Linked DNA regions of Mus musculus: all the other regions are linked to region 1. Evidence: chromatin loops called from intact Hi-C (ENCODE). Cell type or tissue: gastrocnemius. All regions are shown on one strand.

What was found. Peaks named below come from ENCODE experiments on the same cell type or tissue, not always from the same donor. Only the 100,000 strongest peaks of a DNase experiment are listed, where the experiment ranks them.
Region 2: a loop joins it to region 1, with 9 times the contacts of the local background. A loop is called at or near these places in 32 of 42 quality-filtered maps.
Region 3: it touches region 1 in a loop (8-fold over the local background); 35 of 42 quality-filtered maps call a loop at or near these places.
Region 4: a loop joins it to region 1, with 3 times the contacts of the local background. A loop is called at or near these places in 3 of 42 quality-filtered maps.

Annotation. Positions count from the first base shown.
Region 1 is chr4:11,925,807-11,933,806 of GRCm38, reverse strand. No RefSeq gene overlaps it. Among named protein-coding and RNA genes, the nearest start is that of Pdp1, 37 kb to the left of the region's middle. In gastrocnemius, a CTCF peak has its summit at 4,222 (motif pointing left); a DNase peak (open chromatin) is centred at 4,214; H3K4me3 peaks cover 234 bases; H3K27ac peaks cover 362 bases.
Region 2 is chr4:12,030,174-12,038,173 of GRCm38, reverse strand. No RefSeq gene overlaps it. Among named protein-coding and RNA genes, the nearest start is that of Gm52723, 13 kb to the left of the region's middle. In gastrocnemius, a CTCF peak has its summit at 3,120 (motif pointing right); a DNase peak (open chromatin) is centred at 3,137; H3K4me3 peaks cover 252 bases; H3K27ac peaks cover 519 bases.
Region 3 is chr4:12,019,908-12,027,907 of GRCm38, reverse strand. No RefSeq gene overlaps it. Among named protein-coding and RNA genes, the nearest start is that of Gm46844, 9.9 kb to the right of the region's middle. In gastrocnemius, CTCF peaks have their summits at 1,642 (motif pointing right) and 4,028 (motif pointing right); a DNase peak (open chromatin) is centred at 4,061; H3K27ac peaks cover 3,168 bases.
Region 4 is chr4:12,236,955-12,244,954 of GRCm38, reverse strand. It overlaps the pseudogene Gm11847. Among named protein-coding and RNA genes, the nearest start is that of Gm46846, 67 kb to the right of the region's middle. In gastrocnemius, a CTCF peak has its summit at 3,838 (motif pointing left); DNase peaks (open chromatin) are centred at 2,110, 3,089 and 3,850; H3K4me3 peaks cover 242 bases.

The sequences.
Region 1 (8,000 bases):
GAGAACTGTCTTACATCTTCTCTCTCTTCCTTCCAGGTCTTAGGGACACTGGAGGTAAGAATGTAAGCTTGAAACTTTATTAAGCGGCCCTTTTCCAGCATGTCTGGAAATACCTCTTGAAAAGAGAGGCAACCCCTCATCCCAAGAGGTTGGTCAGTTTTTAATGTGGGCTTTGAGTCTGCCTGACCCAGTCTGGTGCTCAGATATTCTGTCTGTTACATTTTCTTTTTTCATTTACTTTCTGTCTTAGGTAGGATTTTACTGCTGTGAAGAGACACCATGACCAAGGCAACTCTTACAAGAACATTTAATTGGGGCTGGCTTACAGGATCAAAGGTTCAGTCCATTATCATCAAGGCAGGAACATGGCAGCATCCAGGCAGGCATGGTACAGGGATAGCTAAGAGTTCTACATCTTCATCTGAAGGCCACTGGAAGACTGGCTTCCAGCAAGCTAGGTCAAGGGCCTTAATGGCCACGCCCACAGTGACACACTTCTTCCAATAAGGCCACATCTCCTAATTGTGCTACTTTCTGGGCCAAGCATAGTCAAACCACCACAATTTCCCTCAAATTTAAAACAACAACAACAAACCACCATTTCAAAGAAGACTCCACACACAAGTCATAATTTGTCTTCTTGATATTGTATCAGTTTTAGATCAGGTGAATCTGGCAAGTTACTCTATCCTGTAGACCACAGTTGCCCCATGTGTGCTCCCCCACTCTTTGCTATCTCCATCATTTACAGAATCTGCTGTGTCAGTATAGGCAGGCTCAGTTTGGGATCCTTATTGGAAGCCCTGGACACTGGAAAGAGGCCCACCCAAGTCTTAGAGCAGACAGACTTCACAGTGATGCAAACTGATCTGGTCTTTGAAACCTGGTAGGACTGTTCCTGGTAATGCAGAAAGATAAAGACAGGCCAGGTAAGACAGGAAGACAGAGGGCATTAAATTACTAATGTTATTGGACTAACATACCCTTAAGACACACACTGGTTCAAGTCTGGGCTCCACCATATACTCTCCCCCTGACCTTGAATTGGTTATTGAACTCTCAGGCTTACAAAGTGAGTGCCTTCCTGCATATTTGTCAAGCATTCAGGTGTTCTCTTTGGAGAAGCATCTTAAATCTTTTCCTCCTGTGTTCATCTGCTCATCTGAGCTCTATGTACTCTGCAGGATTCTTTTTAAACTTAGATGTGAGTCTTCTCTGCCCTTTCATCTGTTAATCGTAGCTTTTGGTGAACAACAGTACTTGCTTTAGACAAGTATGCATTTTCTACGTTTTCTTTTATGGCAAATAACCTTTGACTCTCTTTGGTGAGGCAGTTTCTGATCCCATGAAAGCATCCATGCCATCTTTCCAAGCTCTGCTCTTTGATGCATGTAGATCTGCCATGCATCTGGAACGCATCACTGCTGCTGATTCGAGATAAGGCTCCAGGCACATTTCCTACCAGGAGATATCCAGTTGGCCCAGAACTACTTATTAAAGATTCTCCTTTATCCTCTGCAAACTGTAGAATAGTTTTGCATCTTGAGCCTGTTTGTGTGTGGGTCTGTCTCTGAACCTCATCCTTCCACGTTGGTTCATTGCTTTTGAAGGGCACAAAAAGGCCCAAGGATGACAAACATGGCCCCGACAGGCTTTGCCCTTTCTTCTTCTCTCTCCCTTATTAAAAACAATCTGGTTATATTTCTAAAGCTATCCCCAAGGTCCGTTTCCCTTATTTGACTACTGACTTATTCCTGAGACTAAATCAAAATTCATTATTTGGCTACAGCACTTAACTTGTCCAATTAGGACTTAGCATCTCACCCTAGCACAGACTCCCCAGTTTTCTCTTTAAAAACCCACTACTGGAAAAAAACAAAAACAAAAACAAGAACAAGAACAAGAACACCACCTGCTGCTTGCTATCTGCAATCCAGAGGCAGCCTCTCCCCACCCCCAAGTCCCACTTACCCTTCTGAGGTAAGAAATCTTCTTTGTGCTGCGAACTTAGTGTCTGGTGTGTCCCCTACAAACACTAAGGGACACCCTCTCTTATACCTTCAACCCTGTAGAAATACCACATATCTTAGCTACTACAGCCTCTTAGGACTTGGTGTTTGGCAACTTCAGCTCTTGTTCTCATTCACACTGCCTTGGCTGTTCTTGGCCCTTGCTGATTTTAGAGTCAATGTGCGGGTTTCCTAAGTACTAGAAATGAACACCGACAGTGTAAGCATACTCAGTTCTAGGGGCCTAAATTGAATGTCCCTCAGGGTAACCCCCGCGTTTCCTCCTCACTTCTGGGTTGCAGTTACCCATGTCTGTACGCTCACGCATCTGTTGTTGCTTGTGGTCATCCTATCCTTTTTACAGCAAAGAAATATGTCTGAGCCAATTTGTGCTTTCGCTTTTAACTTGTTAACTGAGCTTTCCTTTAGTTGTCATGGCAGAGTTCTATTTGAGCTAAATATTTCACTTCTTTGAGCCTCTTCATATTTAAAAACAAAAGCACTTTGCCCCATTTATTTTTCTGTGGTGTCACAGATTTAGTACCTGAGTGTTTTACTGCCTTATAAACTATTTTGCTCCTGAGTTATGTAGGAGAATATCTTTTTTCCTAATTGTCCCAGATTTTTTTCAGATAATCTCTTATCTTTTATGCTACCCTCCAATTTTTAGCAGAGCCTCTGATGGGTCTGAGGGTCTGGAGCTCATCAGGAAAGAGTGGACCTGATCTCTCCACCTCACCCACTAAGATGTTTGTGTCAGTGTCTTTGACAGGCTTTGGTTTCTCCAAAGTCTAAAGATCTGTGACAGACAACCCAGACCTATTGGGAAAAGCAGATGTGATATGCCCTTTCCACTTGGAAAGATAGTGTAGAAGGTTTTCCTGGTGGGTGAAAAGGACAGTACCTCAGCCTTGGCATTGTTGACAGGCCTGGGACAAAGACTGGTCTTAAGAAGACAGGATGATGAGTCCCTCTTTTGCACAACATCCCCAAAGTGGCAGGAGAAAGGCAGCTCTAAGTGACAGCTCTGGGCATCAAGAGTTGGGCAGAAGCAATGGGGAGCGAGCCTCTCACGGAGGACTTGCTTCAGTGCTTTTTTCCATGGAAGGAGCTATGCTGTTGGGCCAACATATCAGGACACCAGGGATCATCAGTGCAAGAGAGACAACACAAATGCCTTATATGGTGAGGAGTGACGGGCAAAGCCAGAAACCACGGGCAGAAACGAGACCCTTCTCTGCTTGCAGACCAAAGTCTTCCACTTTCCCTTTTTGAACTGCCTTAAATGAATTGTTTGTTGTGCTCGTGAAGGACCCGCTGGAAATGAGGCAGAGTCTCAGGATAAAGGTCCGTATGAGCACTCTGCAATTTGAATATTCAAATCCGTTCTAATGAATTTAAAATGTGTCTTTCCTGTGCCAAAGAGTTAAACAGTCCATATTACTTTTAAACTATATTTTGTAGTGGGTAGAGCATGCGAATTGAATAATTTACATTCCTGATGTTCTTTTGAGATTTTTGTCTAAGTTGAAATATTTTAATTGATTTTCCCTTATTCCTAAAGCTATGTTAATTATTGGTAAGTTTAAAAGATAAACACATTTAAAAAGAAATTGAAAAAATACAAAAACATACTGTTTCTAATAACCACAAACACTATGCTTCCCAATTTGAACCAATGAGTCAAACATAAGAATACCTATGAGAGTGCCCATATCAAGCATTGCTGTTTGGTCTATACCTGGCTTACTTAGCACAGGTTATCTTCAGCTTCCATCAACGTGGCTTATAACGGCTCCACGGCATGCTTGGTCACCACACTCCCCTCTTCAGTCAGTTCTCCAGCTCTACCCCTGCAGTTCTTCCAAAATATATGTCCAATCATATCCCCCACTCCGCTTATAACTTAATAATGGCCTCCACAGCCCCAAGATCGAGGCTTTAATGTCCCTGTGGCTCAGAGGTTCTTGATATCCTAGTGCCTGCTTCTTGCAGTCTTGTGATCACCTTGGCCTCTGTGCTCCGGACACAGGGCAGCCTGTTTCTGTGCTTAAGAGTCATTCTATATCTCCGTCTCTCTTCCTCTCTTACTGTCAGGTTGGAACTTGGTCGTTTCCTCTCAAGGCTAACTGCCTTGTCTTTCATCCACAAAGAGCATTTGGACATTTTCAGCTCTGCCAAGCTCTGGTTGCACCTGGACTAGGCAACATTGCCCCCTAGAGGACCTCTAGGTGCTCTGGCTGGGCTGACTCCTGAAATGACCTGAGACCAGAACTGAGGGTGACTCATATGGAGACTGGATCATATGCCACTGTTTCCTTGGCTATTGCTTCTGCCCCAGACTCCCTTTCTTTTGATATTTCAACCAATCTTTTAGACCTTCTCCTTGGGTCCATCCGGATCTCTTAATTTTCTTTGTATTTTCCATTATTGCTGTTTTTCTGTGTTACATTCTAATAGTTTGTTGTCTCTCATCTTTTGGTTTTCCAATCTTCCCTTCAGCCATGTGTAACTTAGAATTAAAATCTTAGGCTTGGCTATTAACTTTTGAAAGATGTAAGGATTAAACTCAATCATCTCAAGCCTGCTAAGCATAAAAAAGGCATCCTGTAGCTATACTATGACTGCACCCACAGCCTGGCTGTTACAATATTTTGAGACAGGGTGTCACAGTGTAGCCCAGGATGGCCTTGAGCTCATGGTTCAAGGTTATGCCAGCCTCCCAAGTGCTGGGATTGTTGCGTTTTTTCAAATAGTAGGATTCCGATTTAGCTCTGTTTCAATTCTGCTGTTACCTTTTAATATACAGACCCCAGATCCCTGTTAAAACTATTAAGCCTATGTTTCATTTATGTTACACAGTAAGCAGAGGTGTATAGTTTGCACATGAGAGTTTCAGTAGTGATGCCTTTTCCTGGTATCTGCTCTTTCTATGTGGTTCCTGACTGTGTCTGGTTATTGTTCATATGAAAAATAGTTTTTAGAAATAATATGAAGACTGGGGCAGGAACATGGTCATACTTAGAACATTTTGAGTATTTATTTTACTTTCTCAAAGAAAGACAGACTGCTGGATGTAGCCAATGATTTAGACGTATTTAGAATCCTGAAAACTTGACTGTATTCTCCTACAAATAGACTTCCAAACTTTGTTTGGAGGTTCTAGCAAGGGATTGAGCCTCTCATAGATCCTTGACCCAAGATGGATCTTCTATTGAGAAAGGTTTTTCTCTGCAAGCATATGTACAGCTTGTCAGGAAACACACACATGGTCTGGGAACATGGAAGAAGGGAACATATGCCTAGCCAGTCAGATTAGCTACATCACCTGCCTAATGGGATGACAGCTATCATAGCCAAATCACCTTTATACCTTGTTTATTTTCACCAGGTGCAGCCATGTGGCACTCCTTCCTTGTCCTCAGAGGATACTCCGTGACTCATAGTGCAAGCTGAATATCTGAGGTAGTGCCAAACTACAACGTCTTTCCAGTCTATCCTACAGTGTCAGAGACAGTCTATCTGTCCTTGTCTTATACACTGGTGACTCCTTTATATCATATTGCACTTTGGGGCCATTATTAAATAAAATAAGCATTAATTGAACATAAGCATGTGATATTATGATAGCTAATTTGATAACTGTGACCACTTCCAACTGATTAAACTGTTAGGAGTATATATAATGTAAATACACTGCACAAAGACCCCTCTAAGTTATGTATATGGACTTAAAGGCTTCAGAAGGCCAAACTAAAAAGAGACATCAGAACTCCTTTTAGCTCCTCCAGTGTCAAAGGGGTCAGTACAGTGGCTTGCATTACCATTGCCTTAGGGTTTTACTGCTGTGAAGAGATACCATGACTAAGGCAAGACTTACAAAGGACAACATTTAATTGGGGCTGGCAGGTTCAGAGGTTCAGTCCAGTATCATCAAGGTGGGAACATGGCAGCGTCTAGGCAAGTATGGTGCAGGAGGAGCTGAGAGGTCTACATCTTCATCTGAAGGCTGCTAGTGGAAGACTGACTTTCAGGGAGCTAGGATGAGGGTCTTAAAGCCCATACACACAGTGACACATGTACTCCAACAAGGACACACCTACCTCAACAGGACAACACCTTCTAATAGTGCCACTCCCTGGACTGAGCATATACACACCAACACAACCATCATTTACCTAGAGCAGCTCTCCTGGGCTAAGGCAGGTTGGATCTCTCTCTACTACTTGCTCTCTGATACCCCGAGAGAGTCAGCTGGAACAGATGACAGCTTCCAGCATGCATTTCTCTAGCATTTTTCTAGTTAGCCTAGCACATTTCCTAGCCTATGATATGCCCCCTGCATGTCCTTTCTCAGTTATGTTTTGATATCCTCTCACTTTACGTAGAGCAAGGTGTACAAGGGACAAGGGAAAGGAAAGTGCTGTGGTTGCCCATTTTCTACTTGATCCAGACCTCGAATTTCTCACCCAGGGTCAGACTAAATAATGAGCATTCAAAGATGTCTGCCTCCAATCCCCAGGAGCTGTGGATATACTACCATATAAGACAAAGGAGACTTCCTGTTGTGAGTATGTTAGTGATAGAAGGGTATTCTCGATCATTCAGCTTGTCCCAATATGATTGTAAGGATCCTCATTAAGATGAAGGCAGGAGACATACATCATATCAAAGAAACGAAGAGATAAGAGTGAAGCAGGAATGGCCTCCAAGCCAAGAAATGTGAGCAGCCCCTAGAAGCTGCAAAAGGTACGGATGCAGCATCTCCATTAGAGCCTCCTGGAGGAATGATGGGGCTGTCAGCTTGATTTTAGGACTCCTGACTCCTTGAACTGTGACACAATAAATACATCTTGTTTTAAGCCATTAAAGTTACAGTCATTTGTAACAACCTCAGCAGAAAAACTGAACTGGCAGGCCATCAGTCTACTGTCTGGCTCTGCTGCTAACCATTGTAGTTCCTGGAAATGCTTCTCAGATGTTCGAATTAGGTCCTCTCGATGACTGCCCTCAACAAAGGTGCTTAACAGAGGGTGGGGGTTGAGTTCCTGTTGTTTTCAGTGCCACTTTGCTGCTGCTTCTGTTTGAATGTTCTGGGTGTAACCAAGACCTCTCTGCGATGTGGGGAATGCCCTAGCTCATATAAAGTCTATATTGACCTTCTGTCAGGTAAGAAAGTCCCTTCTGCTTCCTGGTGAGAAGGCAGACCATTTTTTCCCCTCAACCACTTTATGTGAAGTGTGCATCTTCTAATGTAAAGCCAACCTAAAATATGTTGTTGTTGTTGTTGTTGTTGATGATGATGATGATGGTGGTGGTGGTGGTGGTGGTGGTGGTGCCCCTGCTGCTGGTTTGAGACAGGATCTCATTTGTCCAGGCTGCTCTTTCGCTTCCTATGCAGCTGAAGAGGACTTCAAACCCTGGTCCTCTTGCTTCTGCTTCTTCTGTTCTGAGACTCTATTCATGCACCACCACACCCAGTTTATGGGATTCTGAGGTGCAAGCCTAGGACTTCCTGCATGCTAGCAAGTGTTCTACCCACTGATCTAAATTCCCAGCCCCATCAACCAAAATTTTGAGAAAAAAGTTGAGAGAATGAGAACACCCAAATACTTAAAAATGACGGTAAGCATTCAGTCCAATACCTCAGATATCCCCCTGGGGATACCGGTAGTTTAGGCAGGCCACTGGCATGGTCCTGGGGACATACATGTAGCATGTTGTGGTAGGCAGAAGACAGGCAGCTGCTTCACTTCCTCAAGCTTCTACAGCTTGCTTAGTATGCAGGGAATGACCAATTCAAAATTCACTTCCCATGTTTCCTATTTGCCTGTATTTAGAGCCATGAGCACCCAGAAGACAGCAGTCTCTGTTCTCCAATTCACGAGACACAACAGCTCTACAGATAATTACAAGGCAGCATGGTAATTGCTATGGGACAATGATGAGACGAGTCTGTAAGTGAAGCAGGAGGAAATGGCAGATACTCAT
Region 2 (8,000 bases), 100 kb before region 1:
AGGAAAGATTAGGAGTCATAGATGCGAGCATCACCAACAGAATACAAGAGATAGAAGAGAGAATCTCGGGTATAGAAGACACCATAGAAAACATTGACACAACAGTCAAAGAAAATGCAAAAAGCAAAAAGCTCCTAACCCAAAAAATCCAGGAAATCCAGGACACAATGAGAAGACCAAACCTAAGGATAATAGGTTTAGAAGAGAGTGAAGATTCCCAACTTAAAGGGCCAGTAAATACCTTCAACAAAATTATAGAAGAAAACTTCCCTAACCTAAAGAAAGAGATGTCCAGCTGGGCGTGGTGGTGCACACCTTTAATCCCAGCACTTGGGAGGCAGAGGCAGGCGGATTTCTGAGTTCGAGGCCAGCCTGGTCTACAGAGTTCCAGGACAGTCAGGGCTATACAGAGAAACCCTGTCTCAAAAAAACAAAAAAGGAAGGAAGGGAAGGGAAGGGAAGGGAAGGGAAGGGAAGGGAAGGGAAGGGAAGGGAAGGGAAGGGAAGGGAAGGGAAGGGAAGGGAAGGGAAGGGAAGGGAAGGGAAGGGAAGGGAAGGGAAGGGAAGGGAAGGGAAGGGAAGGGAAGGGAAGGGAAGGGAAGGGAAGGGAAGGGAAGGGAAGGGAAGGGAAGGGAAGGGAAGGGAAGGGAAGGGAAGGGAAGGGAAGGGAAGGGAAGGGAAGGGAAGGGAAGGGAAGGGAAAGGGAAGCAAAAAGGAAAGCAAAGGAAAAAGGAAAGGAAAGGAAGGGAGGGAGAAAGGAAGGAAGGAAGGAAGGAAGGAAGGAAGGAAGGAAGGAAGGAAGGAAGGAAGGAAGGAAAGAGATGCCCATAAACATACAAGAAGCCTACAGAACTCAAAATAAATTGAACCAGAAAAGAAATTCCTCCTGTCACATAATAATCAAAACAAAGAAAGAATATTAAAAGCAGTAAGGGGAAAAGGTCAAGTAAAATATAAAGGCAGAACTATGAGAATTACAGTAGACTTCTCCCCACCTTGCTTCTTGGTCATGGTGTTTCATTGTAGCAAAAGAGACCCTAACTAAGACACCCACTTTTTTAAGTCCTGTGCTCTGCTCTGGCACATGCTTTGTTTCCTTTTGTTTATTTCTGTAGCACCTTTAACACTTTCACCTATTTCCTAGCAGCCCTGGCTATATCTTCCACTTATACCACTTCACAATAAAACAAACCCTAGAGAGCTCTTTTAAACTTTTGTGTACTTTGTATCCTTCTCATCGGCAATCCCCTAAAATACTTGTATAAACAGCTTGCTGCCTTTGGAGAAAGCCAGCCTGGGGACCTCACAGGTCAAGATGACTTTTAACTCAGTGCTTTCAAACAGGAAGCTTGTGTCTGTTTCCTGTATGTAAATATTGACTGGCCTCATCTAAGGGGAAGTCCACATTATATAACAGGAAGTAGGAAGCAAGGCAGCTTAATGACCATGTGCCAGGTCTGCCAGAAACAGCTGGGAGTTCAAGTGAGAAATTATTCACTTACCAGGAAAATTGCTACATCTTTACCAGATATAGCATTCTTGGCTCACTACTTGGAGTTTCCCAAAGAGTAATTAATATACTAAGAATTTATATTACTATACAACAGGAGTGGGGGGCGAGGGTAGCTCAGTGGTAGAAGACTTGCCTAGTGTATTAATCTTAGTTCTCTAGAGGAACAGAACTTACAGAATGACTGTATCAGTAGCAGAAGTAATTTGAATAGAATAGACATACTGGTTTTGATTTATGTTTTTTCGTTATACTATGAAGTGTCAGCTCCTTATTCTTTCTTGCTAGGAGATCCTGCTCCTCCTAGAGCCAGTTCGTAGAACTAGAGAAATTAGGTAGGAGCATGACTGGGGTATATTATACAGACTAATTCACCCTAAGCCCCACTTCAGGAGGCATCATTCCGGGGCCAGGAAATGAGGAATCTCCGGTGGCTTAGAACCCTATTCATGTTATGCTGTCCTAAACCAATTGCCTGCCTTGCATTGCCTTTTCCTTAGAAATCCCAAATACAGCTGTGACTCCCTTCATGCCCCCATGGGTGCTTTCCCGTGTGTTCCTGCACTCTGCCTTCTGTTTCTAGAGCCTGATGGTAGAATACTCATGTGTTACCCAGCTGTCCATCACACAAAGGAACACAGGACAGTGTCAGGTTTGGGAAGATGAGGTTGAAAGAAAGGGTAAAAGATCCCTACATCATGTCTCATCTCAACCACATGTAGAGTTAGCCAAGCTAATTTTCCTGGCTGAATTGTATATGAACCACGCCTCCCAAAATCCCAGGTGTTGAAATCTTGGTTCTCAGTGATGCTAATGAGAGGTGACTGGACCATGCAAGTCTTGACTTCTCAATGGCTTTATCCATTAATGATTTCATAGGAGATGGGTTATTAGGAATTGGTTTTTATTGGGAGGGGTGCTTCTGCAGGGCCCTTAGCCTCCTGCCTCAGCTTCCTAGAGGCCTTGAGGTGAGCAGCTCCCTGCTGTTGCAAGCTCCTACCATGATGTTTTGCCCCATCAACCAAACAGTGATTCCAGCCATCTGTGAAATAACACCACTGAAAGCAAACTCAACCAATCAGTCCTTTGAGCTTTCTTGGGTATTTTTTTTTCATGGTGACTGAAACCAACACACCTCTCCTACCTTCAAATAAATGCAGTCAGCCCTCCAGAATCTGAGATCCAAAGATTTAGATATGTGCCAAATTTTCTTTTGTGTATCCAAACTGAACACGTGTAAACGGAAACACCTTTTCTCTCTTTCTTGTTTCCGAAACAATACAGTCTAACAACTATTTACATTTCACTTACACTGTAATAGGTATCATGTCACTTATGCAAGCTTGAAGTGTGTGGTGAGATCTGAATGGGTTGTATATAAGTTCTATGCATAAGTGCCTGGGAACATGGTCAGCCTTCTTAGTGAGCATGAGAGTGGAGAATAAAGCCAGAGGGTGCCACCAGGATGCCACCAAGATGGAAACAGTTTTAAAAGTTTACCATGCATTGTCAGCGCTGTTAGAACAGATGAGCTTTCATATTGTTTTCTCTACATGAAGTCATCGTAATCTGAAACTTTCCAACTGACCATTGTGAAGACTTCCCTGAAATTAACAGCAGGTGGCAGTGAAGAGCAGACTCAGCTTTTCAGGGTCTCAGCTTTTCTAAAAAAAATTAATAGAAACATGAGGAAGGTGTGTGCTTTCTGGATTACAGAAACTCAGAAACTGGCTGCCCTCTAGACCCCGGCTTTCCCATCTGTCAATCCTCACTTTACTGGCTCTCTCCTTATTTCGTCAGAGTGTTGGGCAGCTCAGCCAACCAGCACATTCTGTCCCTACTCTTTCTAACCCAGGTTTTGAATTAAACACTAATACTGTCATCTACTGAGGAAGAGAGTCACAGCATAAGTCTAGCCTCAGATCACAGAAAAGCACATTCTCTAATGCTTATAGAATCTCTTTCAACGCATTTTAATGCAATACCCACTTGCATTAAAAAGATTTAATTAGGCTATTATGGAGTATTATTATATTGAGTAATGCCCCTAAATCTTACTTTAATAATTCAATGTATATTTTAATGTTGCAACTTGAAACATCTACAAGGCAATATAATCCCAAAGATTATGAAGCATACCACATTTTCTTCGAGGGACAAGCCACAGTCAGAGATAGCAAGACCAACTAACACCAGAGATAACCAGATGGCAAGAGGCAAGAGCAAGAAAATAAGCAACAGAAACCAAGGCTACTTGGCATCATCAGAACCCAGTTCTCCCACCACAGTGAGCCTTGGATACCCCAACACACCAGAAAAGCAAGATTCTGACTTAAAGTCACATCTCATGATGATGATAGAAGACTTTAAGAAGAACATAAAAACTCCTTTAAAGAAATACAGGAGAACACAGGTTGAAGCCCTTAAAAATGGAACACAAACTTGGGTGCGAACTCAGCGAGCCCTACCACACCCAGGATCTTGAGATCCCTGGTGAGTGGAATGCAACATCTGTTCCAAAAAACCCCGAGGGTCTTGTGCCAGCAGGAACAGGGACAAAGGAAACCACCCAACCAGTGGCTGGGGTTCTTTCCTGGCAGCACCAGCCCTGAGCCATCTTGGGCGCGAACTCAGCAAGCACTAGCACACCCAGTATCTTGGGATCACTGAGACCAGTCCACACAGGAGAGCACGTGGGTGGCAGAAGCAACAGAGCTTCTTGGACAGGGTCCCTTCAGGCCTTCATCCTCAGTCAGGAGGCAGAGCTGAGACCCAGACCCCTGGGCACCTTCCTCACCAGAGGAGAGTCAGCCTCCAGGGAGGGCTCTGACCCCAGGACTCAGGAGATGGATCAGAGCTCCAGACTTCTGGACACCTTCCCTGCCAGAGGAGAGATTGCCTGCAGAGAGTGCTCTGATCACTGGGACTAAGGAGAGAGTTCGACTCCCAAGAGTGCTGACAGAGGCTAAAGAATCACAGGAGGAACAAGCTCCAGCCAGAGACAGCTAGAACATCTAACACCAGAGATTACCAGAGGGTGAAAAGGCAAACATAAGAATCTTACTAACAGAAACCAAGACCACTCGGCATCATCAGAACCCAGTATGCCCACCACAGCAAGTCCTGGATACCCCAAAACACACAAAAAGCAAGATTCAGATTTAAAATCGTATCTCAATCTCATGATGCTGGTAGAGGATTTTAAGAAGGACATTAATAACTCACTTAAAGAAATACAGGAGAACACTGCAAAACAGGTAGAAGTCCTTAAACAATTAAAGGAAAACACTGCTAAACAGGTAGAAGTCCTTAACGAGGAAACACAAAAATCCCTTAATGAATTACAGGAAAACACAACCAAATAGGTGATGGAATTGAACAAAAACCATCCAAAATCTAAAAATGGAAGTAGAAAAAATGAAGAAAACCCAAAGGGAGACAACTCTGGAGATAGAAACCCTAGGAAAGAAATCAGGAATCATAGATGCGAGCATCAGCAACAGAATACAACAGATGGAAGAGAGAATCTCAGGTGCAGAAGATTCCATAGAGAACATGGACACAACAATCAAAGAAAATGCAAAATGCAAAAAGATCCTAACCTAACACATCCAGGAAATCCAGGACACAATAAGAAGACCAAACCTAAGGATAATAGGTATAGATGAGAATGAAGATTTTCAACTTAAAGGGCCAGTAAATATCTTCAACAAAATTATAGAAGAAAACTTCCCTAACCTAAAGAACAAGATGCCTGTGAACATACAAGAAACCTACAGAACTCCAAATAGACTGAACCAGAAAAGAAATTCCCCCCAACACATAATAATCAGAACAACAAATGCACTAAATAAAGATAGAACATTAAAAGTAGTAAGGGAAAAAGGTCAAGTAACATATAAAGGCAGACCTATTAGAATTACACCACACTTCTCACCAGAGACTATGAAAGCCAGAAGAGCCTGGACAGATGTTATACAGACACTAAGAGAACACAAATGCCAGCTAAGGCTACTATACCCAGCAAAACTCTCAATTACCATAGATGGAGAAACCAAAGTATTCCATGACAAAACCAAATTTCACACAATATCTTTCCACGAATCCAGCCCTTCAAAGGATAATAAAGGGAAAACACCAACACAAGGAGGGAAACTACACCCTAGAAAAAGCAAGAAAGTAATCCTTTAACAAACCTAAAAGAAGACAGCCACAAGAATGGAATCCCAACTCTAACAACACAAATAACAGAAAGTAACAATTACTTTTCCTTAATATCTCTTAATATCAATGGACTCAATTCCTCAATAAAAAGACATAGACTATCAGACTGGATACATAAACAGGACCCAACATTTTGCTCCTTACAGGAAACCCCACCTCAGGGAAAAAGACAGACACTACCTCAGAGTAAAAGGCTGGAAAACAATTTTCCAAGCAAATAGTCTGAAAAAACAAGCTGGAGTAGTCATTCTAATATCGAATAAAATCCACTTCCAACCCAAAGTTATCAAAAAAGACAAGGAGGGGCACTTCATACTCATCAAAGGTAAAATCTTCCAAGATGAACTCTGAATATCTATGCTCCAAATGCAAGGGCATCCACAATCATTAAAGAAACTTTAGTAAAGCTCAAAGCACACATTGTACCTCACACAATAATAGTGGGAGACTTCATCCCACTTTCATTAATGGACAGATCCTGGAAACAGAAACTAAACAGAGACACATTGAAACTAACAGAAGTTATGAAACAAATATATTTAACAGATATCTACAGAACATTTTATCCTAAAACAAAAGGACATACCTTCTTCTCAGCACCTCATGGCACCTTCTCCAAAATTAATTGGTCACAAAACAGGCCTCAACAGATACAAAAATATGGAAATTATCCCATGCATCCTATCAGATCACCATGGACTAAGGCTGATCTTCAATAACAACATAAATAATAGAAAGCCAACATTCATGTGGAAGCTGAACAACACTATACTCAATGGTACCTTGGTCAAGGAAGAAATAAAAAAAGAAATTAAAGACTTTTTAGAGTTTAATGAAAATGAAGCCACAACATACCCAAACTTATGGGACACAATGAAAGCAGTCCTAAGAGGAAAACTCATAGCTCTGAGTGTCTCCACAAAAGAAACTAGAAAGAGCATACACAAGCAACTTAACAGCATACTTAAAAGCTCTAGAACAAAAGGAAGCAAATTCACCTAAGAGGAGCAGAAGGCAGGAAATAATCAAAATCAGGGATGAAATCAACCCAGTGGAAACACAAAGAACTATTCAAAGAATCAACCAAACCAGGAGCTGGTTCTTTGAGAAAATCAACAAGATAGATAAACCCTTAGCCAGACTAACTAAAGGGTACAGGGACAGTATCCCAATTAACAAAATCAGAAATGAAAAGGGAGACATAACAACAGAACGTGAGGAAATCCAAAACATCATCAGATCCTACTACAAAAGGCTATACTCAACAAAACTGGAAAACCTGGATGAAATGGACAAATTTCTAGACAGATACCTGGTAGCAAAGTTAAATCAGGATCAGATTAATGACCTTAACAGTCCCATATCCCCTAAAGAAATAGAAACAGTCATTAATAGTCTCCCAGCCAAAAAAGCCCAGGACCAGATAGATGGGTTTAGTGCAGAGTTCTATCAGACCTTCAAAGAAGACCTAACTCCAATTCTACTCAAACTATTCCACAAAATAGAAACAGAAGGTACTCTACCCAATTCATTCTATGAAGCCACAATTACTCTGATACCTAAACCACATAAAGACCCAACAAAGAAAGAGATCTTCAGACCAATTTCCCGTATGAATATCGATGCAGAAATACTCAATAAATTTCAGGTAATTCCCCATCTCAACATTCTTAATCACATTTGCAAAGTCACTCCTACAACATATCAGGGTATAGGCATTTTTTAAGGGAGGAGACATTCTGCTCACCAGAAGTGCAAACTTTCTATGGAGTACAAGGATACAAAATATGAAACTAGCATTCCTGAGTAGCTTGAGTGGTCTGGAAAGGGGCGTGAAAAAGCTACTTTAATTTAGACAAAAGATGAACAGAAGTGAGGGATTATAAGGTATGAATAAAGTCAAAGGTTTATGTACAGTAGGAAAAACATGTGAAAAGGCCTACAGAGCCTTGGATGGACCACTAGACAGTGAGCAACACAGAGAACAGATGTGCTCAGAATCAGGCACAAAGCAAGAAAAAACAAAACTTGCTATTTTATCCATCTCATCTGTGCCTTTGACCTCTCCCACTGCCACAGACAGAGTGAGTCTTTGTTTCAGGTTGGACTTTGTAGCTAGCTAACTGTGGCTCAATACACTGAATATTTTTCTTACTGGAGCCTCCCTCAAAGCCTTCACTACATGGCTTTAACAGACCATTATCTAGAGGTGAGAGAGACCCAGATCAGAACTCAAAGCCCACGCACACCACTGAGCCAATCCTGG
Region 3 (8,000 bases), 94 kb before region 1:
TGTATGTGCCTAGTCTTGACTTGATATGCCATTTTCAGTTCATATCGCTGGGAGGCCTGGTCTTTTCTGAAGGGAAACAGAGGAAGTGTGGGTCTGGGGGAGAGAAGCAGATGGGGGGGGGCAGGAAGAGTGGAGGGAAGGGAAACTCTGGTCCAGATGTGTGAGAGAAGAATGAATCCTTGTAGGAAAGGGCTGATGGCACTGTGTGGACATAGCATCCCTCCTCTTGCCGTTAAAACCCCCACTCTCTCTGCTTTACCTCCTTCCCTCTCTGTAGAATCATTTCCTTCCAGAATTTCTTTTGCATAGATCATCAAACGTTCCCTCCAGCTATGCCTCAAACAGAAATCCAGCCTCAGCTCTCCTACTGTCCAGGTTCAGGCATTCCTTTGCAAAGCCTGTAAGATTAACATTATTAGTATTCAAAGATTAGTCTTCACTCTCCTATTAAGATACTGTTAAGTTCTACAAAGAGGGAGCAAAATTCTAAATCAACAGGGTTATTGGGCCCACACAGTGGTTGCTTACCTCTCTTATTAGCGACTCTGAAAAACAGTGCTGTAGAAGGCCCTAGGTCACTGGCAAGTTCCCTCAGGACTGATCTACTGTAAGCTGTTTACTCTACTCAACAAATGCAGCCTGTGTGGCTCACAATTCTTCTAAACATGGCTTGGACTCAGCATTGATTCGCAACCTTCTTAATATTATGACTTTTAATATAGTTCCTCCTGTTGTGATGATCTCCAAACATAAAATTATTTCATTGCTACTTTGTAACTGCAATTTTGTTACTGTTATGAATGTTAATGTAAATATCTGACATGCTGGATATCTGATATCATGACCCCAAAAGTTGAGAACCACAGGTTGAGAACCACAGGCTTAGATGTCTAAGTTGTATGCAAATAGAATGATTATATATGCAAACATACGTACATACATTGGTTGCACAAGTAAGGTTTATCTGGGAATAAGGAAAATTATGTTGTATTGTCAAAAGAAAGAAACTATCATTTGGATCATCAGGAGAGAAAAAAACAAATCTAGAAGAGTCTGGAATTTGATCTAAGTTACAGCACCAAGTCTGGTGACTTCTTCAGAAGTAATAATATTTATTCTTTGTAGAAGTTTTAGGAAATACAGAAATGTACAAAAAATACCATCTCTTTAGATACCCACAATTACATTTTGGCTTAACATACTCCCCAAACAGTTTTCTTTATATTATGCATAACATATGCCTTATTTATACTCTTTTGCATAATGGAATTATGTGATACATATGTCTTGCTTTTTAAAATACTAAGGAAAAAGCATATTTTACATAATTGAATATCCTTCAGAGATTGATTTTAAACAAATCAGTTTATATAGAGACATTTTTTATATTTTTATGTTACATATTTTCCCATAAGAATGAAGCCTATGTAGGTCTGGGACTTAAAGACCAGACTGAGCAGCACAGCAAGACCCTAGTTATTAGGGCTTTTTTTTTTTAATTTGTTGGTGGTTTTTTTTTTTTAATTGTAAAGATTTTACTCTCTCTCTCTCTCTCTCTTGCTCTCTCTCTCTCTCTCTCTCTCTGTATTTATTTATTTTTTTATTTCTTTATTTAATGTGAATAGACTGCCTTCAGACCCACCACAAGAGGGCATCAGATCCTATTACAGATGGTTGTGAGCCACCATGTGGTTGCTGTGAATTGAACTCAGGACCTCTGGAAGAGTAGTCAGTGCTCTTAACCACTGGGCCATCTCTCCAGCCCCCTACCCCTTTTTAAGTGAATAAATAACGATTTCTTCCTACAGAGTAGGCAGAAAGATTAACCCATTTACTGAACCCTTGAACCGTTGGTGATGACCTCTGAGAGGTGATTCAAGGTCAAGTCCAAATACTACCTTGTAGCCTCCCCCAGCCTTGAGCAGGCTGGTTCAGACCTTGCTGCCACTGTGAATGAAACCACCTGGGGTGGAGCCTTCTGACCTAGGTGGTTCTATTGTTCTGTCATCAGCACTGTTCATCTCCAAGACCCTGCTACCTGCTGAGAGGCTGAACCTGCCTTCCTGAGAAATTCCTGAGACAGCAGGCAACCCAGTGATTGACACCTTCTGCCAACTTAGTGCTGTCAGACAAATGGCTTACAGGCTGGCGTCAGGCATCCAGAATGGATCATCGGGAGATGGGCTTCCCCCTTTATAAGCACAGAATTTTAGTAAACATTGGGCTTTGATCAGCATCTGTCTTGGCCTTGTCTCTTCTCTCGCCGGTCTCTCTCTTACAGCTCTGGCCTCCCACTCAGGAACCCAGTTCGTGTGGCCTCAGGCAGCTACACTACTCCATCCTTCCCTCTCCTCACTTCCATTCACACAAACTCTAGACACTGCAGGCACAGAATCGACATCACCCAGCAGTGTGCTGTCTGTTTCCCCAGCTGACCTTCCTTCTGGAAGCTTCCAAACTATCATGGTCTTTTTGGGGGAACTCTCTAGCTTCAACTGCTTGACCTGTCTTCTATCTGTGAACTCGGGTTTCCCCCAGAGGCTGCCATCACTCTGGGAACCAGGCCATGGTTTCTCCATCACCATAGCTTCTTTACTACATGGTCACAACATTTATCACCATGTCAGCCTGAACCTGCTCCATCTGCCCCTCGGCAGGGCTGACACCTTTGTCAGGGCACAGGCGATGCCTGCTTAGGCTGCTCACACTATTACATCTCTAGCATGAGAACCGTATGCAGTAAGGCTTTATATAAGATTAATTTGATATTACCCAATTAACTGATTTTGATAGATTTTTATGCCACATATTTTCCTATGGGGATAAGGAGTGTATGAGAGGGGTTTTGTCTATGTGCTACTGTATAATATGTAAATCCAGTGCCTAGAAGTCTATCACCTTTCTTTCTTTCTTTCTTTCTTTCTTTCTTTCTTTCTTTCTTTCTTTCTTTCTTTCTTTCTTTCTTTTTTTTCTCGAGACAGGGTTTCTCTGTGTAGCGCTGGCTGTCCTGGAACTCACTTTGTAGACCAGGCTGGCCTCGAACTCAGAAATCCGCCTGACTCTGCCTCCCAAGTGCTGGGATTAAAGGCATGCGCCACCACACCCGGCTCTATCACTTTCTTAAAGAGTTTCAGTCCACAGCTTGCCTGTCTGTGGATGGGTGTGTGTGTGTGTGTGTGTGTGTGTGTGTGTGTGTGTGTGTGTGTTGGTTTTTATAGTAAAAGGTTACTATGCCCTTTTTCTGTTTCCTGCATCTCTCATTCAAATATATACACACAGTGCATAAATATCTCTTCATGAAAATATTAAACATTTTCTCAAACTATCTTTCAATGCTGTATCTTTTCCTTGTTTGCTACTCTAAACTCTTTAATTATTTGTTTACATCCCAACCACAGTTTCCCCTCCTTCCTTTCCTCCTAGTCCCTCCCCTCCCATCTCCCTTTTCCCCCAACCTTTCATTTCTCTTCAGAAAAGGGAGGCCTCCCACGGATATCAACCAAACATGGCATATCAAGTTGCAGTAAAACAAGACACCTCCTCTCGTATTAAGGCGATTGAGGCAACCAGACTAAGGAAAAGGTTCCCAAAGACAGGCAAAAGAGTCAGAAAAGAAGGAGTAGCACATGAAGACCGAGCTACACAGCTCTAACATATATATGCAGAGGGCCTAGGTCAGTCTCGTGCAGGCTCCATGATTGTCAGTTCAGCCTCTGTGAGCTCCTATGGACCCAGGTTAGTTGATTCTGTAGGTTTTCTTGTGGTGTCCTTAGCCCCTCTGGCTCCTACAATCCTTCCTGCCTGGCTTCTACAGGATTCTCCAAGCTCCTCTTACTGTTTGTCTGTGGGTCTCTGCATCTGTTTCCATCCGCTGCTAGATGAAACCTCTCTGATGCCAAATGCACCGGGCACCAACCTATTAATATAGCAGAACATCATTAGGAAACTCTTACTGTATACTAACCATTTAAAAGAGCAGTACAGTCCATGAGAATAAGATCTCTATGGTGCATTTACACGTTGTTCTCAGAAGGTGGCACAAGAGAGTCTCCTTGGGCTCCTGGAAAGGCCTACTCTGATGCATCTAGAAGCCCCTCTCCCCGGCCTCCTTTCTCAACTTCTGCCTTTTTATCCCTTGTTATCTCCCTCATTTTCTCTCCTTCCAAGTTCCTCTTCAGACCTGTGGCTCAAATTATGAGATTTCCCATTAATTCTGGTTTGTCCTATAATGGAGCTGGGGAAAGGAAGCAGGAAAGTGGTTCTTCCTAAAATGACCCTTCCCCCATAAGTGTTTGCATATCTCCTCTATTGTGTACCAAGGCACACCCTATTTAGAGAGCAGTAACCCCAAATATGTGATATGTGTTGCCCTTTATTTAAGAAATGCTAATTTGTTTAATTCATAAACTAACACACACACTCTCTCTCCCTCTCTCTCTTTCTCTCTCTCTCTCTCTCTCTCTCTGTGTGTGTGTGTGTGTGTGTGTGTGTGTGTGTGTGTGTGTGTGCGCGCGCACGCAAGCATGCACTTGCATGAATATTGTATGGTATTAGCATGCACATATGTACCTATGTGTGGAGGCTAGTGTCTTCCTCAGTCACTTCCCACCATGTTTTTATGACAGTCTGGGAACTCACTGAGCAATCCCAGGCAGGTTTACAAGCCCCATGGGCCTTGTCTCCTCGGGGCTGGGATTACAGTCACACGATGCCACATTGGCTTCTTATGTGCATGCTCAGCGTCTGAGCTCAGTCCTTATGCTTGCCTCCCAAGCACTTTATCAACTGAGCCATCTTCCCAGTCTCCAATCCACAAGCATTTGATGAGTTTATTTCCTTTAATAAAGTCTGAGAATGACCATTTAGCTAAAACTTTATACTTATATCAATTATATACGAATTGAAAAGGCATATGCATTTTAAAAGATATATTTTTAAGCAGAACAACCTCCTTATCCAGTATTATTAAATGTCGTCGTATTCTACAGAGCCAACTGCTGAAGAGGATAATGGCTGAGGCAGCATATGGATTGGCCAAGCTATCTTCCAGCCTGTGATTTTCTCAGTAACTGGAGACTTGAATCCTCAGAACTACACTTAGCTTCTATTTCTCCTTCTCTTTTCCAATTATTAAACTGAAAACTATTTTTCCACAGTACTTACAGCTTTTGACAGAATTTGTTTCAATCTTCTGGTTTGAGCAGAAATGAGAATTCTTCAAATAGGTACTGAGCATGCCACCACACATTAGCCAGCAGAGACACCCAAAGTGATACTTTTAGATTTCGGACTTGAGCCTTGAAGAAGCTCTTCGCAGGATCCAGCTCATTCTGTTTGAGTGCTTCCTCCCTGGTCCCATTTACTCATAGTGCAGAAAAGCTTATTACAAAGAATTTCTTTGGGTTTTTCCAATTTACCATATACTAATTACAAACCATTTTTTCACTTAATGTATTACATTTTATGTTGTATAGTATACATTCTTTATTGTTATAATAAACTTTATTCCATAGTTGGAAAAAAAAGATGTATTTTAAGTCAGATGACACATACTACCAAATAGCTTTCTGTAAAGTTTGTACCAAATGACATCCCAAACAATAATGTCCAGTAGTGTCCCTCACCATCAAGAATAACTTGTCTAGTAGACTGTAGTATCTCACTGAGGTAATAATGTATATTTCCCTAAAGTATATGTCTTTAAGTAATAGGGAAGTGAGAAGTGGTTTGATCTTGTATATTTTAATAATGAATAATTTCAAAGTGTATATTTCTCTTAGTAAAATAATAATAACATTTTAAAATCCTTTAGACTAATTCTGAGATCATCATAGACTAGGAGACACCAAGGTCTTAAATTCAGTCTTAGAACCACAGGCCACAGATATTCACAAGTAAAAAGAGACACGATCACTTAAGTATCTTTATTATTTTATAGCCAAAAATACTTAAGGTCTAGTTATTAAGGGAAATGTATTCCATGAGAGCCATGGTAGTAGAATCAAACAGAAAATGAGGTTTATCTTATAGTCTTATGTGTCTTCAACTTAATCACTATTTTGTAATATATGCTTTGTAATAGGTGGCACAACACTATCACACACACACAAACACATTCACACACTCACAGACACACTGACTTAAATACAAACACAGACAGAGAACATCAGAAAAGATTTTGTTCAGGGAACTAATACACAAAAGTAGGAGATTAATATTAACGAACAACTTCGGTAAGATGCAGAGCATTAATTCTGAGAATATATAAATGAAGTGAAATGAATAAAAGATGTTGATAACATTCAAGTTTATAGAAATGGCATACAATGGAAAAGGGTAAGAAAAAAGTCTTTCATGGGTGAGATGATAAGATGCTTTCACATTCTGAAGAAAACTCACACAGAGTCATCGCTATCTGCTCTTCCCGTTTATCTGAACCTGGCTGTGTAATGGGAGAGGAAGTGCATGTGCCACGGAGTTCCTCCCTGTGGCCTTGAGAACTGACAGAGTCAGTGGACCCAGGGGCACCAGGTTGAGATGAAGCAATATATTCCATCAATGATCACTCAATACAGCTTATTCTAAACCAGGTTCTATGGAAGATCTACTACCATCAAGGACAAGGTCTCTACCTCCTGGAAAAGTTCATCTATCAGACAAGAAAGACAAGTAACAGCAGGATGATATGAGCTGTGACCATCTCATCAGAACCATTGTTGATCAGTCCTTGGGTATTGTCAGCGCCGAAAAAGCTAGGAGTAGAGTGAGGTCAGATGCCAGAGAAAGCAAGCAACAACTTTGCCTGGGGACACAATCCTGGCTTGGGGCTGAGGTCTGATAACTGTCCCTAGATAGAGTGAGTGAGGCAGCAGGGCTGGCTGGCAAGCTGGAGCAAGAAAGAGCCTCAAGGACAAATGTGAAGTCAGAAGTGGGAGGAGTCAGGGAGAGTCAATGCAAAGACATGATAAAGGTGAAAGAACCAGACTAGAAGAGTTTGTAGAAGAACAATTCGAATCTGTTATGAGAAGGGATGTTCTTTTTTTTTTTTTTTTTTTTTTTTTTTTTTTTTTTTCGAGACAGGGTTTCTCTGTATAGCCCTGGCTGTCCTGGAACTCACTTTGTAGACCAGGCTGGCCTCGAACTCAGAAATCCACCTGCCTCTGCCTCCCAAGTGCTGGGATTAAAGGCGTGCACCACCACGCCCTGTGAGAAGGGATGTTCTTGAAGACTTATTGACCAGTCCCAGAAAAAATTTCATGCTGATCTTAAGGACTTTATTATCTAACCATGTATCTAACTAAAGAGGCAGATACTTATGGTGCTGTGGGAAAGAGTTGGTCATCAACTGATATTTCTAAGGCTTCATAGAGAAAGGAACAGCTTGGGTTCTGGTCTGCCTCTGGATAGAAGAGGAAAGGGACATGGTGTAAGATGAGCCTTCTGGCTAGGGATACTGTTGCTGTGATGAAACAGCAGGGTGACTAAAAGCAGCTTGAGGAGGAAAGGGTTTATTTAACTTATACATCTTGAGTCTATTGAGGAATGTCAAGGCAAGAATTCAAACCAGCAGGCAGGAGCTGATGCAGAGGTGATGAAGGACTGCTGCTTACTGGCTTGCTCCTCATGGCCTGCTCAGCCTGCTTTGTCTGTTTGCTTGTTTGTTTGTTTGCTTTAAAGATATATATATATATATATATATATATATATATATATATATATATACTGTTGCTGACTTCAGACACACCAGAAGAGGGCATTGGATTCCATTACAGATGGTTGTGAGCCACCATGTGTTTGTTAGGAATTGAACTCAAGTCCTCTGAAAGAGCAGTCAGTGCTCTTAACCACTGAGCCACTTCTCCAGCCTGAGCCTGCTCTTATTATAGAGCCCAGGACCACCAGCACAGGTATGGCACGCCTCTCACATCAATCACTAATGAGAAAATGTGCTACCACAATGGTTCTCAACCTTCCAAATGCTGCAACCCTTTAATACAGTT
Region 4 (8,000 bases), 310 kb before region 1:
CACAGCATTTGGTCCCATGAGGTCAAGGCAAGAACATGAGGAAAGCCACAGGATGTGTATCAGAGGGGTCAGTACTGAAAGTACTCAGAAGGTAAGGAGGTGAACTGACAGTTTCTAACAGAGAAATGGCCAAGTGGTTGCTTTGAGAAGACAGACATTTGGGATCTGCCATTGAAGCAGAGGACGTATTGAGTTTGGAGGTGAGTCTGTGGTGAGGATGGTTTGAAGAGAAGTAAATCAGCTGAATGACCATGGGAAGAGGCAGGGAGAGCAAAGAGGTATCTGCTCAGTAAAGCTACTCTGTGATAGGCATCACCCTGGCTGGGGCTGCGCTTCTAAAACCTGTGAACAGCATCCATTTACTCTTTGTGCCAATAGGGTCTGAAATCTGTTGTTCTGGACAAGCCAATGCTAAACTGACCTGTAGATAGACTGGAGTTGATCTGTCACATCTAATATAAGAGAGCATTTTTTGTTATTTAGTCAGTTTGGCTTGGGTTTTGTAGTTGCTGCTACTGTTTATTTTATAATGCTTTAGTTCACATTTTAGTTAGCATGCAAAAGAATGTTTCATTATGTCACTTTTTTTCTGTATGCACATGTCTTGTGTGTGAGTGCATACACGAGTGTGCGCCTGTGGAGGAGACCACGAGTCACTATCAGAAGTCTTTCCTGCCTGCTCTTCACCTCTTCCTTGTGGCAGGCTCTCTCACTGAATCCAGAACTTACTGATTCGGCTCCCCTGGCTTCTCAGCAGCACCCCTCCAGACCCTGGGATCCCCCTGTCTCCCCCTCAGCTCTGGGGTTACACGCACATGTCACATGTCACCACACTTTCCATGAATGCTAGGGATCTAGCTCAGGCTCCTACACTCGGGAACACTTTTCTGACTTTCCACCTACACAGATCTCACTTGGGCATGTTTATGCACATAGTACATTTGTCATATTTGTTGCCCTAGTCCGTCCTCCTCTGCCTGCCTTCCATCATACGCTGGCTCCTTACTCACATAGCATAGCCACCCTTCTATGCTTATATCATCCATTCATAGACAGTCAGACAGACACAGATGGATGGATGGACAGATGATGGACAGGCAGATGATGATGGATGGAGAAAGAGAGAGAGAGAGAGAGAAAGAGAGAGAGAGAGAGAGAGAGAGAGGTTTTTCCATGGAAAAAACATAGCATTTATTTTAGTGATAGAAAAGAAAACATGTTAGAAGAGGAATTTAGTATCTATAGCTTAAAAATAGAAAGGACAGAGTTCGAATGACCACTTTTATGGAAAACACAGAGATGAAGAGATTTTAGAGAAAGGGTGATAGTATATGTCTGGAAGGTTGGGAATGGAGACAGAGCATCTGAGCCAAGCCACTCTGTCTAAGAATGATTGCTTATGAGCAGCATGGAGAAGGAGGAGCAGAAGAAGTGGAAAACATTATGTAAAACACTGCATTTCTCTGCCTTGTTCCTTGGTAGAAAAAAAAAAAAAAAAAAACAGAATCTGGCTCCAAGGAATTGTTCTGAGTTCTTCCTTATGGAGGTCTGAGTTACAAAACAGTTGAAGCATGGATTAGCAAGAGTCACGATGTCTTGGACATACAGAGCAACAGCCGTGTGTGCTTGTTGGGGCAATGTTCAAGGCATGCAGTACTGTACTGGTTCTGCAGGAAGACTTGCTGCAAAGCCTTCCTTCTACAAAATTAATAATTTGGTAGTGTGTTTGTGATGCTCCTTCTAACGTGCTGCAGGATACTGTAGCTGCTGCTTTGTGTATTCTGGCTCATGAACACGATTTCTCACTACAGTAAGTTTGAAGTCTATGGTTGTTGCCTGACAGCAAAATACAGTGTTAGGATAAAATACATAAATTAGTGTTGTCATTTTGAAGTTTGAACCTTATTCAGAATAAAAAGAACTTGAACAACCTCATACTTACAGGTGTTTGAGGTGTAGGCCTCTATTTTACCTCCGATGAACAGCCTCTGCCAGGCGTGAAAGATCTGCAACGGTTCATTCCCAAATGAAGCAATAAATCTGGGATTGACAGCTCCGCAGATCCATCACCAGGTCAGAGGGATCTGTGCTCTGGCGCCGTGACATTCAGGTAATTGGAGAATGAGATGGAGACATGGACTGACTCCCTGCTGTGAATGCCACCAGAGGTTATACCTTCTTCAAGACCACCAGGTCAGAAACTGTATCAGCAACCATTAAGTGTTTTTAATTCTAATTACTCATTAAAATTTAACTTAACTCATATGTCAAATACATGTAGGTTATTCTCTTTAAAAACAGCACCAAGAATTAGCTGATTGTTTTTCAAATAGAAGACTTTTCTTAGAAAAGCTTGTATGATTCATGATTTCGAGGTAAATTATGAATTTAGAAACCATAAATGAAGCTCTCTTTGTGCCAAATTATACCTTTAGGGGGTTGGCTTTAAATAACATTTGGTCAAATACCATCCTTGTTCCATTCTACAAAAGAGAGCTTGTATTTTAAAATCTACATTTAGTGAAATAAATGCAATTGTATTTGGAAAACATAAGTCACTGGAGCCGCAAAAACAATCTGTATTTATGAGTGATAATTTTTCTTCAAATTCTCCATAATTTGTTTTCATGAAAATTCTTAAAAACACTTCCCAAGAAGGGCATCATTGAAAATTTTTGTTTATGTGTATGTAATACTGTATGTGTGCATGGTGTGTTTGTGTCTATAAGTGTGTATGCACATGTGGGTATGAATGTGAGTGTGAAAGTCAGAAGTTAATGTCAGATGTTTTCCTCAGTCATTCCCGTGGTGGGGGGAGGACATGTGCTATGGCACGTGTGTGAGGTCAAAGAACATAGTGAAGTTGTTCTCTCTTTCCACCTTTACATGGGAACCTGGAAAACAAACTTAGACTGTCAAGTGTGCGTGGCAAGTGCTTCACCCACTGAACCATCTTGCTGCCTTTTCACCTTAATTTTTGAAACAAATCTCTCACTGGACTTGAAGCTTATCTGTCTGACTAGACTGTCAGGCCAGAGAGCCCGAGCTACCCTCCAGTGTCTGCCTCCCAAGTGGAGATCACAGATGCACACCTCAGCACTTACCACCTCTTCGTGGGATCTGGGAATCAAACCTACCTTCCTGCCATACCTGCTGGTACGGCAAGCACTTGATTGACTGAGCCATCTCCACATCCCCTGCCTCTGACATTTTTACATAAGGCAGGCAAACATTTCTGATGGCAATACGTTCTGTTTGTTATGGAAATGTGTATGTCTGCTGTATAATGGTCCCTTTGGGTTATTGGGACAGTATTAGAGAGTACGGCAAACTGTCTCCAGAAAGCCAATTCTTAGCTCACTTTTTTAAGATTAAAGGATATCTTCTGGCTTAAAGGGAAATTGAGATACTTAAAGGCATAAAAATCAAATGGGTTATACAATTTTAAAAGTTTCTTTGAAAAAAACTACCAAAGTTTAGCTACAAGATATTTGTCATTTATGCATTTTCTTTACAATCCCTTTCCAGAAGGCAGCATCTTTCTCGATGCCTCACAGAGGATGGCATAATTTAAGGAAAATCTTTAAGACAGGGAAATAGCTTTCCCAGCCAATGGCATCAAAATCAGAAAGAGAAAAAGAAAAAAAAGAAGAAGCCTCTGCAACAGAACTACCCAAACTGGGGAAGCTCTGTTTGGGTATTTTACATAAGTCTGTGAAATTGCTGCCTATAACATGTGATTACAAACAAATAAAAAGCAAACGCACCTAAGTCGGAGGTGGTTCAGCACGAGACCGCGCAGGAAGAGTCTTTTGACAGAAAGCCAGCGCCATCTACTGTCTGGCGATGAAATAGCAATGGAAACCGTTCTTTGCCCCGTGCCCTGGGAAGACCTGAGTTGTGCAGCTGAGGCTGGGAACAGGATCCTTACCCCAATACTCTGCAGAAAGGGAAAAGAGAAAAAGAAAGGCAGGATGCTTGGCAGCCTGGCGCCACCAACAACGGCCATTGTTTCCCTGAACACTGAGGTCGCCCAAAGGAAAAATTTCTCCGGTTAACTTTCTAAGAACTTCATGTTTTCCTCAGGTTTTCTAGCTCGCCTGCTAAAGATGTAGAAGCACCACTTCCACCCTGTACCCAACTTTTCGCCAACATTGGTGACTTAGTATTTATTCCTTCATAAGTCGTGAGTTTCTGGTGTAGAGAAGATAAAATGACTACACTGACTCTTTTAAGTCTCATCGGCTTATCTTTAAGAGAAGAGGAAGGTGACATTAGGAACATTTGGGTGACCAAATTGTTTCTATTTTTCCTCAGGGAATGTTCCCTCAGGAATGAATTTGCCCACACACTTCCAAAGGTTCCCCCTCCCTAGTCCACTTTTATTTGGTTTTGATGTATTTAAAAGTTTCAGAAATTTTAATAAAATTGTATGGTTTCATTTGGGAAGATATTTTAAGGGGAATCAGACTTTAATATAAATACACAGCTAAAAGAGGAAATCAAACCAACAACTCTCTCTATGCCACTCTCTTCAATGTTACTTGTTTCCAAATCAAAACAAAACAAAACCTAAATTCATCATGAACATGTTCTCTGGTCCTTTTAGTTTTAGCACAATATAAAAATGAAACACCTGATGCTTTGTCTTAATTCTTTGAGTATCTGTTAACTTCCTTGTCTTATCTTTGTTCTTCACTTGGAGGAAATTTTTCAAAGTTCAGTAAATAGTCGGGGTTTTTTTTGGAAAGCAAATAGCTTAAGGTGAACTGGGTGCTTGCTTTTACGAAAGACTATCTGAATATTAATTTCTGTTGATTAACGTACAGAGATTGATTTTCTCCTGCCCTTCCTAAGTTTGTAGTGCCCCTGCATGTCAGCTACCATACAAACCAGCAGCCAACAGCATCTCTGACTGTGCTATCTCCAAAGACTCCCTTCCATGTTCCTGTTTGGTTTTTTAACAATTTACATTAACACACACACACACAAATCCTGAAGAGCAATTTCAAATGCCATAATATCATCAAATTGTTATTTTAATCCCTTTGTAAATGAAAAGGCCAGGGTGTGTTTCCAAATCCATCCTAGGTTTTGAAGTGAGCAAATCTTACCTGAGCTCTGCCTTGGGAGACACAAGGATTAAAGTAGCCTCCCTGTTATTTTCTGTGGTCTGTACCTGGGCTTGCAGTAAGGAGCCACTTTCTGTCAGGACCTTTGTTCCTTGTTTACTTCCGCTCCAGCAAGGCTGCATGCAGACCCTCTCCATTGCCAGTCTTTGCTTGGTAGCTGATTAACTCAATCTCTGTTTCCTGTTGATCAAACAAAATGACTGTCACTCACACTCGGGCTCAGCTCTACTGCCACTACTACCCTAGGCACCTCTCCTGCATCCCACATCCCCAAGCCAGTGCTTTGGTATCTGGTTCACTTCTCTTAGAAATACCTTCTCTCCAGTTCTTGAGACCCCTCCTAGTCCTGCGATCACAGCATCTTCTCTATTGCAATATCTGCCTCCCCTCTTATATAACCCTTTCAAATAAAGACTCGCCTTACAAGGAAGTCCAGGTTCCTCTTTTATTTAACAAAACCCATAACTCTGTTTAAAGCTGGAGAGATTTGATTGATAATCAATAATCAGAATTATCAAATAGTCTTGTTGCCCTAGAAGCAAAGCTCTGCCCTTTTATAAGAGTATTTGTGTTGCTCGTAGGTTCTCTCCTTCACTTGAAAACAAAATGAAAAACTTTGCAAAAGTAACACTTCCCAGAAAATACTTATACTCAAGCATATTGAAACTCATATTACTTTGTATTTTCATAAATTCTACCATAAGACCCGACATTTTCCCAATTTTATCCCAAGCATCAAGTTCCCCCAAATTTATCCAAATCTGAGCTTGCTTTTCTTGAGAGGCAGTACTGTAGTGCTTAGCTAAGTCTCTTTGGAATGCACAGTTTTGCAGCAGGATGAGAATCTGAACATCTTTGTTCAAAACTCCTCCTGTCAGAGTGTTCAGCACGCAGTTCTTAGAAAAGAAATCTAATTTTCAATGGCAAAAACCACATAGTAAGGCCTAGTGCTACCAAAAGTCTTCAGAACATGTCTATGGCCAGAACTGACCAGTACCATATGCCATACCATGTAAACAAATATGTACCAATGCACGCGATTGTATACACCACAGGAGGAGCCAGCAATGAGGAGCTGAGCAGATGTCTTTGAAGCATAATCACTGTTCTGGCAGGTAAGGAGTCGAAAGCCCTCTGATGTGCAGAAGCGGATTGGAAATGTTCGATGAGGACATTTACATATAAGCTTGCTAATGCCAGTGAACTACTGGTTGACTTTTTATAAACTTAAAAGATCTGGGTAAATACGAGCTAATTTTGCTAGTGCCTTTTCAAAAACGTATGTTGGGGGAAACCCATTCATCTCCCTTGACATTAGTTCTAGGCTCAGATCCAATGCCTATACACCATGGCTCATTTCTGCTGTGTTTATTGAAAGCTGCTATCTATTTAGGTATTCCTTAAACATGTATTGGTCTCCTACTTCATGCTAAGCACTATGTACAGGGTTGCAAACAGAACTGGCAAAAATCTCTGTCCTACTGTAACTTGGAATCTATACAAATAATAATGATGATGAGTAAAAAATGCACAATGCTACATGTATTTTGTGCTAGGGAAAATATTCAAGGAAAGGAAATCCAAAATGATATGAGCCTGGAGGGTTTCCGACACAGAGAATGTGATTTTTGAGTAAAGAACACACAGAAATGAGAGGTTTAGACATTCAGGTATCAGAGCAAATCACCCCTAGAAAAGAGAAGAGAACATGCAAAGGCCCAGAGACAGGAACTTACCCTGACATGACAAGTGTGCAGAGGCTCCGAAGTTCAGAGCTTCTTTTTTTTTTTTTTTTTTTTTTCTAAAAATATTTTAATGAAAAGGTCATCTTTCTGTAACATTTCATTATGCTACAAATGAAAACAATTGAATTACAGACCACCTCTGCTGTCATAAAGATTAGAAGACATGTTAAGTTTAAAACTGAATACTCAGGCTACCAATCCTCACAGCACCTTGCACATCTGCATGCTTGCTACCATGCCAATTACTGAACTATTGTCAGGAGCGTTTCAAATTGTGACATTAACAGAACCCTTAAAAACCGAGCCCATTTCTCTGTAGTCCCCTACTAGATGGACTTTTTCTTACCATGTGTCCCCTAATTTATACACGAATGTGAACACACCTTTCAGACATGTAAACTGGGAGCAGCATCCCACAGGTCCAACAAAACCAGAGGCAGCCTCTTTTGTTTTATGCTTACCCTTCTACCATTGTAAAGTGTTTTTGCAGAAATGACAGTGGAACCATATTAGTAAAATAACTTTATTTCAGAAAGGAAATGGACTGTAAATGCCTCCTAAGCAAATGTATTTTCTCCAATCTGTTAACCACCATTGAACGATTGCTACCTCATTGGTAACTATGATTTCTGTGAACTTTGTCCTGACTTAAATGCCAAGCAAACTTGTTGATGCAGGGATGTTCCCTGTGTGGGAAACATTTTGCAGATTTGTCCCCTGAAAATGTTCTATTAAGAAGTAACCTGAATTAAGCAATTTTCAAATAAGCCCTTTCAGGGCAGCAGAAATAGCCCTTATGAACAACCAGCAACATTATGTGAATAGTAACCCAACTGTTCTTTGGATGTTTTTTTTAAAAGGAACTTGAGTTATCATACAGGCACCACCCTTTTAACTCCAGCACTTGGGAGACACAGAAGGCTGGTGGATTGAGTTCCAGGCTAGGACAACAGTGAGACCCTGTTTGTGATGGGTTAGGGGAGAAGACTAAACACTTGACTATCCCTACTGGTCCACACAAGAGTAAACTTACACGCTATAGAGCTTTAAGGAAGACAATTATTCTGACAACTGTGAAAGTTCCTAGTTCTTCTTAGGGTGGGAACAGCTTATTAAAGTCATA